Linked DNA regions of Homo sapiens: region 1 is linked to region 2. A link is an interaction called in ENCODE POLR2A ChIA-PET data of the cell type or tissue named here. Cell type or tissue: GM12878. All regions are shown on one strand. Each heading gives the region's core, and the rest is flanking DNA. Links, peaks and the distances in the headings are about the cores only.

Evidence for each region. ChIA-PET counts read pairs that join two places held together with the same protein. Peaks named below come from ENCODE experiments on the same cell type or tissue, not always from the same donor. Only the 100,000 strongest peaks of a DNase experiment are listed, where the experiment ranks them.
Region 1: POLR2A ChIA-PET joins it to region 2 with 5 read pairs; 11 of 35 experiments call an interaction of 5 or more read pairs at or near these places.

Annotation. Positions count from the first base shown.
Region 1 is chr15:64,928,306-64,932,689 of GRCh38, forward strand. It overlaps ANKDD1A (ankyrin repeat and death domain containing 1A), which reads left to right. Exons shown (of 15, transcript NM_182703.6): 7 at 2,517-2,615; 8 at 3,182-3,280. Among named protein-coding and RNA genes, the nearest start is that of ANKDD1A, 19 kb to the left of the region's middle. RefSeq lists a silencer at 2,466-2,760 and enhancers at 2,509-2,608, 2,848-3,725. In GM12878, for the core only: no CTCF peak of the experiment used is centred there; DNase peaks (open chromatin) are centred at 2,116 and 2,826; H3K4me3 peaks cover 816 bases; H3K27ac peaks cover 1,898 bases.
Region 2 is chr15:64,833,648-64,838,031 of GRCh38, forward strand. LOC124903508 (a long non-coding RNA gene) reads right to left here. Exons shown (of 4, transcript XR_007064682.1): 4 at 2,286-2,489. Among named protein-coding and RNA genes, the nearest start is that of PLEKHO2, 6.1 kb to the right of the region's middle. RefSeq lists an enhancer at 3,887-3,986. In GM12878, for the core only: a CTCF peak has its summit at 2,295; a DNase peak (open chromatin) is centred at 2,214.

The DNA of each region.
Region 1 (4,384 bases), core at 195-4,194, 95 kb after region 2:
TGGGCCAGGAACTAGGCATGCAAAGAGCGGGGAGGGCAGTGCCTGCCAGGACTGGCAAACCCAAGAGGCAAAATGATCACACCTCAGGGCCCCAGGAGAGCATGAGCACCAAGAACAGTGAAAGATAAAATACAGCTTTGATGAACTTCTCCAGAATCTTGCAATCAGAAATTCTGCAAAGAAGCTTTTAAAATTGCATACCCCTGTTAAGTTTTGTGTTTTCACAATGGGAGTGTTTTCATTTTCAGTTTCATCTGGGAGTGGGGCACGGTAAGTTTTTCAATGCCTGATAAGGGGGATAGACCTCTTAGAGTCAATGACAACACAGGTCACTCCACGTGTACTCTAGAATGCTAGGGAGGCTTTGAGAGTCCAGAGAGAGCTATTAACTCCACTTGGAAGGGCAAAGTTGCTGTCAAGGCCTCACAGAAGTGGAGATGCTGGACATCCCCAAGGTGGAGGGGAGAGGGCCCCGGGCCCACGCCAAGGCTGCCTTCTGCCCAGCTGTCCTGCCTCTGAGCCCCCTGCCCTGCCCAGGAAAGTGCGAGCGCCTGTCAGGCATCCATGTGTGCCACTTGCAGCTTCAAATGGCAGGACATGGATATTTATAACCCAGAAGGAAGAAGAAAGCCCTGCCACGGTCTCTACACCCTGCTAACTGGGGGCATGTGTTGGCCCTTCATGGTTCACCTGCTTCCTGCGTGTCTCTGAACACAGAGATTTCACGCTGTGATTGCATTTCCCACCGCTTGTCCTGGCTCGCAGCAGCCAGCCTGCAGGCTATAGGCTGCAGAGAAGCTGGCAAGGAGAGAAAAACAAAGCTGTTGAGGGCTTTTTAAAATTATTTTAAAATTTTATTATTTTTAGCTGAATTCAATTTTTTTTTGAGACAAGATCTTACTCTGTTGCCCAGGCTGGAGTGTAGTGGCGTAATCACAGCTCATTGCAGCCTCAACTTCCCATGCTCAAGCAATCCTCCTGCCTCAGTCTTTCCAGTATCTGGAACTACAGGCACGCACCACCACATCTGGCTAATTTTTGTATCTTTTGTAGAGACGGAGTCTTACTATATTGCCCAGGCTGGAATTCCTGGGCTCAAGCTATCTGCCCACCTCAGCCTCCCAAAGTGCTGGGATTACAGGTGTGAGGTACCATGCCCAGCAGGGAGATCCCTTTAAAGGACAACCCCACGCAGGCTGACCTCAGCAGGGGCCACTTCTGATACAAAGTACGTTGCGCCCTCTGCCCTGCCCCATGCAGCTGCTTCTCTTGGCTATGTCACTGTCACCTTTAGACTTTCCAAGTGCAAAGCAACTACCAGTCCTCTGGCCCTCAAGTCCCAGGGACACATGTCAAGCTCTCCACATGATCACCTGAAGACCCTCCTACATTATTGACTCATTGAACAAATATCTACTGAGTGTTGGCCATGTACCCCCGGCCCTATTCTAGGCACTTAAGGAAACTTCAGAGAACAAAATAGATGCCCCTGTGGTGCTTATGTTCCAGCAAGAAGGGTCAGACACATGGAACCAACCCAAATGCCCATCAATGATAGACTGGATAAAGAAAATGTGGCACATACACACCATGGAATACTATGCAGCCATAAAAAGGAATGAGATCATGTCCTTTGCAGGGACATGGATGAAGCCAGGAACCATCATCCTCAGCAAACTAACACAGGAACAGAAAACCAAACACTGCATGGTCTCCCTCATAAGTGGGAGCTGAACAATGAGAACCACATGGACACAGGGAGGGGGACAACACACACCAGGGCCTGTTGAAGGGGGGCAAAGTTAGGGAGAGCATCAGGGCAAATAGCTAATGCATGCAGTGCTTAATACCTAGGTGACGGGTTGATGGGTGCAGCAAACCACCAATGCACACGTTTACCGATGTAACAAACCTGCACATTCTGCACACGTATCCCAGAACTTAAAGTAAAATTAAAAAAAAAAAAAAAGTCAGACAATAAATACTAAGCACTCAGCCAGTGACAGAGTGTGTTAGCAGGTGATCTGTGCAGTGGGGAAAGGAAAAGCAGGACCCAAAAATAGTCTCAGGAGGACAGAGGTGGGGGTTGTAGTTTCAGTGTGGCCCGGGCAGGCCATGCTACTCAATGAGAAACTAACGTCTCACACAAAGACTTGAGGGAGGCAGGTGACTGAGCCAAGCAGCTGCCTGGAACAGCCTGAGCGCAGGGGAGAGTTGCTGGGGCCTTGAGCCGTGAGAGGAGATGGATCTGGGGGACATGAGGAGGGACCGGCTTCAGATGGGCACGTGGAAAGTAGAATTGGATTTGTTTAATTTTTAAGCAATGTGCCTGCCTTGAAGTATAAGGAAAGAAAGACCAGGGCTTGGCCCTTGAATCTGCCCCTGGTTATAGTTTTTGGCCCAGTTGTCAGGAGCAGGGTGGCACTGACCCAGTGTGCATGGCTGCAGCTCATCACAGGTCTGTGATTCTGGGACTCTCTGGTCTGCTGGCCTCTCAGGAGCCCTTTTTCCTGCAGGAGGGGAACACTGCCCTTCATCTGGCTGCTGGTCGGGGCCATATGGCTGTGCTGCAGCGACTTGTGGACATCGGGCTGGACCTGGAGGAGCAGAATGCGGTGAGTCACCGCCTGGGGATGGCGAGATGCATGACCCTTGCTTGCTCTCTGCCTTCGAGGAACCCCCACCAGTCCATGGTGAAGTCTAAAGCCAGAAGGCTGAGGGCATGATCTCGAACTGAGAGCCCACCAGGGAAAGACAAGCAGCAGCACTGAACTCCAGGCTTAATGGTAGTACTTGGCATGATGCCTCACCCCAGAAGTGAGACAGAAAGTGTGTGTTCAAAGAAGGGAGACGTCACCGTGGACAGGATGGTGAGGGAGGGCTTGCTGGAGGAGAAGGAAATAGAGGGGAGGGGCTGAGACAGCCTGACCGGGGCAGAACATGAGCAGAGATGTGGAGCCAGGAGTGACTATGCCATGTGTGTGCTCCATAAAGTGAGGACTTCAGGGGTGGGGCTCATGGAATCACAAACAAGAAAGTTCATTGTTCCCAGGGGCAGGGCAGTGGAGAGCTCAAGGGGTCCTGGGGCCAAGGCACAAGGGGCATCCTCTCACCGTGGGATTGGGGGTCACTTGGGGGTGGGCCTCCCCACCATCCTCATTGCTCTTCTTGTGTGTTGCAGGAAGGTCTGACTGCCCTGCATTCGGCTGCTGGAGGATCCCACCCTGACTGTGTGCAGCTCCTCCTCAGGGCTGGGAGCACCGTGAATGCCCTCACCCAGGTAGCCAGGCCCTCCCAAGACTGCGGTCGGCTCTTGGCTGCTGAGCCATAGCCATGTCGGCAGTAACGGCCACAGGGATTCCTGAACCCTGAGTGAATAGAGGCTTCGAGGCAGCAGACAAGGTTCTGATCTTGGCTTCTCCACTGCTGAGCCCTGTGACCTGGAGCAAGTTACTTAACCTCTCTGAGCCTTGTTTCCCAACTATAAAGTGCAGTGACATTTACTTTTTTACATTGTTGTGAGGATTAAATACCTAACACAGTGCCCAGGACATAATAGGGCCCAACACCTCAATACCTGTTAGTGTTTTTTTGTTTTAATTTTTTTGAGATGGGTCTTACTCTGTCGCCCAGGCTGAAGTGCAATGGTGCGATCTTGGCTCACTGTAACCTCCGCCTCCTGGGTTCAAGCAGTTTTCCTGACTCAGCCTCCCAAGAGGCTGGGACTACAGGTGTGTGCCACTACCCCCGGCTCATTTTTGTATTTTTTGGGTAGAGACAGGGTTTCACCATGTTGGCCAGGCTGGTCTTGAACTCCTGACCTCAAGTGATCCACCTGCCTCAGCCTTCCAAAGTGTTGGGATTATAGGCGGGATAGCCATTGCACCTGGCCCTGTTAGTGTCTTCTATTTGTTGAGCTCTTGATCGTTCACAAAGCCCCTTCATAACTGTTACCCCAGAAAAATTCCACCCATTTTGCAGATGAGAAAACTGGAGCTTTGAGGGCACTTTCTCAGGGTCACAAGCTAGTACGAGGCAAAGCTGAGTCTCAAAAGCCTTTTCCCCTGACTCCAGAGCTCCCACCCACTGATGAAGCTTTTCCCCTGACAGAGCTGGGGCTTGAGGTGTGACCCTGGATGAACCTCTTCTCTCTCTCCCCGTTGTACTCATCAGTTCTGCCAGTAAAAATTCTCCTCTATGACCTGGAAAGCGGGGTTGTGGCCTTTCTTTAGGTAGTGAGTTGGTGTTTTGGGTTTGCTTTTTATTTTTGAATCAGTGACAAATAACCTTTCTGGCTGGTTGAATGGCTTCAGGTTCTGGAATTCTTGCTTTGTTCTAAATGTCAATAGTATAGCAAAAATATTAATAATAAATAATACAATAT
Region 2 (4,384 bases), core at 278-4,277:
CCCAGCTACTTGGGAGGCTGAGGCTAGAGGATGACTTGAACCCAGGAGGTCAATGCTGCAGTGAGCTGTGATGATACCATTGCACTCCAGCCTGGACAACAGAGTAAGACTCTGTCTCATAGAAAAATAATAATGAATTACATTTAAAAATCTTTTTAGAGACAGAGTCTCACTCTGCTGCCAGGCTGGACTCAAATACTTGGGCTCAAGTGACCCTCTGGGCTCAGCCTGTCTAGTCACTGGGGCAACAGGTGCATGCCTGGCTATGTTTACTTTTTTTTTTTTTTTTGAGACAGAGTCTTGTCCTGTCATCCAGACTGGAGTGCAATGGCGCGATCTCGGCTCACTGCAACCTCCATCTCCTGGGTTCAAACCAATCTACTGCCTTGGCCTCCCAAGTAGCTGGGATTACAAATGCCTGCCACCACGCCCAGCTAATTTTTGTATTTTTAGTAGAGACTGGGTTTCACCATGTTGGCCAGGCTGGTTTCGAACCCCTGACCTTGCGATCCACCCGCGTCGGCCTCCCAAAGTGCTGGGATTACAGGCATTAGTCACTGTGCCTAGCATTTTTTTTTTTTTTTTTTTTTTTTTTTGAGAGAGGGTCTGGCTCTGTTGCACAGGCTGGAGTGCAGTGGCAAGATCTTCACTCACTGCAACCTCTGCCTTCTGGGCTCAAGCCAACCTCCCACCTCAGCCTCCCAAGTAGCTGGGATTACAGGCACACACCACCATGCCCAGCTAACTTTTGTATTTTTTGTAGAGACAAGGTCTCACTATGCTGCCCAGGCTGGTCTCAAACTCATGAGCTTAACCAAACCGCCCACCTTGGCCTCCCAAAGTGCTAGGATTATAGGCTTGAGCCACCATGCTGGACCATGTTTACATGTTTAATGTAAACTTCACATACAGTGAAACACATAAGTCTTAGGAGTATCATTAGAAGACCTTTGCAAATTAATATACCTGTGTAGCCCAAACCCCTATCAGGATTTACAACTGTGCTGTCCAATACAGTGGCCACTAGCCACATGTGGCTATTTTAATTTAAACTTAAATCAATTAAAACTAAGTGAAACTCAAATCCAGTGCTCAATTGCCACATGTGGTTAGTGGCTATTACATTGGATAGCACAGATAGGGGACAGTCTCCTCCACTGCATGAAATTGTAAGAACATTATCATCACCTAGAAACTTCCTTTGTGCCCCTTCTCAGTCAATCCCCACTCTCAGTCCTTAGACAACCTCTGTTCTGATTTTATTTTTAACCATGGATTAGTTTAGCTTGTTCTAGCATCTTTTTTTTTTTTTTTTTTTTTTTTTGAGACGGAGTCTCGCTCTCTCGCCCAGGCTGGAGTGCAGTGGCGTGATCTCGGCCCACTGCAACCTCTGCCTTCCAGGTTCAAGTGATTCACCTGCCTCAGCCTCCCGAGTAGCTGGGACTACAGGCACGTGCCACCACGCCCGGCTAATTTTTTGTATTTTTAGTAGAGACGGGGTTTCACCGTTTTGGTCAGACTGGCCTCGAACTCCCTACCTCGGGTGATCCGCCCGCCTCTGCTTCCCAAAGTGTTGGAATTACAGGCGTGAGCCACCGCGCCCGGCTGGATGTATGTTTTAATTTGAGACGGAGTCTTGCTCTGTCGCCCAGGCTGGAGTGCAGTGGCGCGATCTCGGCCCACTGCAACCTTCGCCTCCCGGGTTCACGCCATTCTCGTGCCTCAGCCTCCGGAGTAGCTGGGACTACAGGCGCTTGCCACCACGCCCGGCTATTTTTTTGTATTTTTAGTAGAAACGGGGTTTCGCCATGTCGCCCAGGCTGGTCTCGAGCTCGTTACAAGTGATCCACCCACCTCGGCCTCCCCAAGTGCTAGGATTACGGGCGTGAGCCACCGCGCCCGGCCTGGATTTATGTTTTAATTTATTTTGAATAAATACCTAGGTGAGAAATTCTGGGTCATAGAGTAGTTGTATATTTAGTTTCATATGAAACTGTGAGATCTTTCTTCAAAGTGGTTGTACTCCCCACACAGGATTTTGTCTGAGCAACAAAGTCCCTGAAGGGAAAGGTATCGAACATGTAACTAGACACTGCCTGGTGGTGGATTAAAGGTCCTCGGGTCTTCGCTCCTCCCCGCTCCACGCGCCGTGGGCCTACCAGCTGCATCCTGATTGGCCCGCGGCGTAGGGAGGCGAGGCCAGAGGGAGCCCTACCTCCTGGGGCTGTACTTCCTCCCCTTCGGCTTCGGGCGGTTCTGGGCATCCGCCCGACACTCTGCTCCCTGCTGCCGCCGTGAGGTCAGTCTGGATTGAGGTGCAACGCTGCTCTCGGATCTCGCCCAACCCAAAGCCTGGTTTGGAGGCAAGATCTCAAGAGGAAAGGGTTTTCTTCATTTTGAAATTTCCTCCTCGGAATATCCTTCCACACGTCTTATCTGCTCGCTGTCATTGAGAGGTCTCAGTTCAGTCCCTGGCTCATTAATAATAGCTACAATGACATTAGCACAGAGGGGGTTATAAAATGCATTTTTGGCATTATCTCATGTGATACTACTCAAAAGGCCCCGTCCCTTCCACCTTAGGACCCTTTCTCTCCAAGCTTTTTGCCCTCCCGCTTTCGCAGCCCGAAGCTTACAAGGACAGTCTGTAGAAGAGCTGAACGGGAAACGGTATTTATTTTACTGTCTTCCAGTTTCCAGAGCAGGACGGCACCTTGCACTGTCATCACCGGGCAGCGGACACTCATTTTGTTGAACCTCTCATACAGCTGATCCTCTCTTAACTTCCACGACTTCACACTCCCCTCGTTTCTTCCTGTCTACTGGCTGCTCCATGTTAACCTCCTTTGCTAACACCTCTTCCTCATTAGACCTCTCACTGATCCTCTCTCTCTTCCTTCCCTCCCTCCCTCCCTCTTTCCTTCCTTCCTTCCCTCCATCTCTCCCTCCCTCCCTCTTTCCTTCCTTCTTTGGTGACTCAATTATCAACTACATGATGATTCCCAATATTCTATCTCCAGCCTGCCCTTCTTCCCAGAACACCAAACAATATCCCCATTTGTCTTCCTGAGATTTCCACATGGATGCCAATAGGCATGTCAGATTCACTTTCTCCAAAACAGAGGTTTTAATCTCCTTCCCCAGTACCATATACGCCTGTTTTCCTCCTTTCTTTATCATCTCAGTAAATGGCACCACCATTTTGGGCTCAATTTAAAAACCCACGCCATATCCCTGATTTGTTTCTTCAACTGCCACATCCAACCCACCATTGAAACCCGATGTTTCTTGTCTTTTTTATTTTCTTTCTTTTTTTTTTTTTTTTTTTGAGACGGAGTTTTGCTCTTGTTGCCCAGGCTGGAGTGCAATGGTGCAATCTTGGCTTACCACAACCTCCTCCTCCTGGGTTCAAGCAATTCTCCTGCCTCAGCCTCCCGAGTAGCTGGGATTACAATCATGCGCCACCACACCTGGCTAATTTTGTATTTTTAGTAGAGATGGGGTTTCTCCATGTTGGTCAGGCTGGCCTCGAACTCCCGACCTCAGGTGATCCATCCACCTCGGCCTCCCAAAGTGCTGGGATTACAGGTGTGAGTCACAGTGCTGGACCTCTTTTTTTTTTTTTTTTTTTTTTTTAACAAGGTCTTGCTCTGTCACTCAGGCTGGCACTTGTAGCTCACTGCAGTCTCCAACTCCTGGCCTTACGCGATCCTCCTGCCTCAGCCTCATAAATAGCTGGGACTAAAAGGTGTGCAGCACCATGCCTGGCTAATTTATTTAAAAATTTTTTTTGTAGAGATAGAGGCTCACTAAGTTGCCCAGGTTGGAAGGTAGGGTCTTTTAAGACGTATAAATCAGATTTTGCAGCTGGTGTAGTTAAAAGCCCTCAATGCCTCCCTAAGACTATTCATCTTAGAATAAAACCCACAGTCCTTACCATAGCCTGAAGTCAATTCCCCTTCTGTGCACCGTGACCTCAAGCCTACTGCTCTCCCTTGCTCACTAAGCTTCTGTCACACTGGCCTCCTTGATGTTTCATAATACCCAAAGCCCTTTCTTGTGCCAGAGTCTTTGCACTTGCTCTTCCCTTTGCAGGAAATGCCCTCCCCCTTCCTCCCCACCTCTTTGTGTGGCTGTCTTTTTTGTCATCATTTAGGTCTCAGCTGAAATATCCACTCTTCAGAAAGGCTTCCCCCACCACACATACCATATCTAAAAATGGGCTCCCCCAGTTTCTATTTTTTTTTTTTTTTTAGACGGAATCTCACTCTGTCGCCCAGGCTGGAGTGCAGTGGTGCGATCTCGGCTCATTGCAACCTCCACCTTCCGGGTTCAAGCAGTTCTCTGCCTCAGCCTCCCAAGTAGCTGGGATTACAGGTGCCTG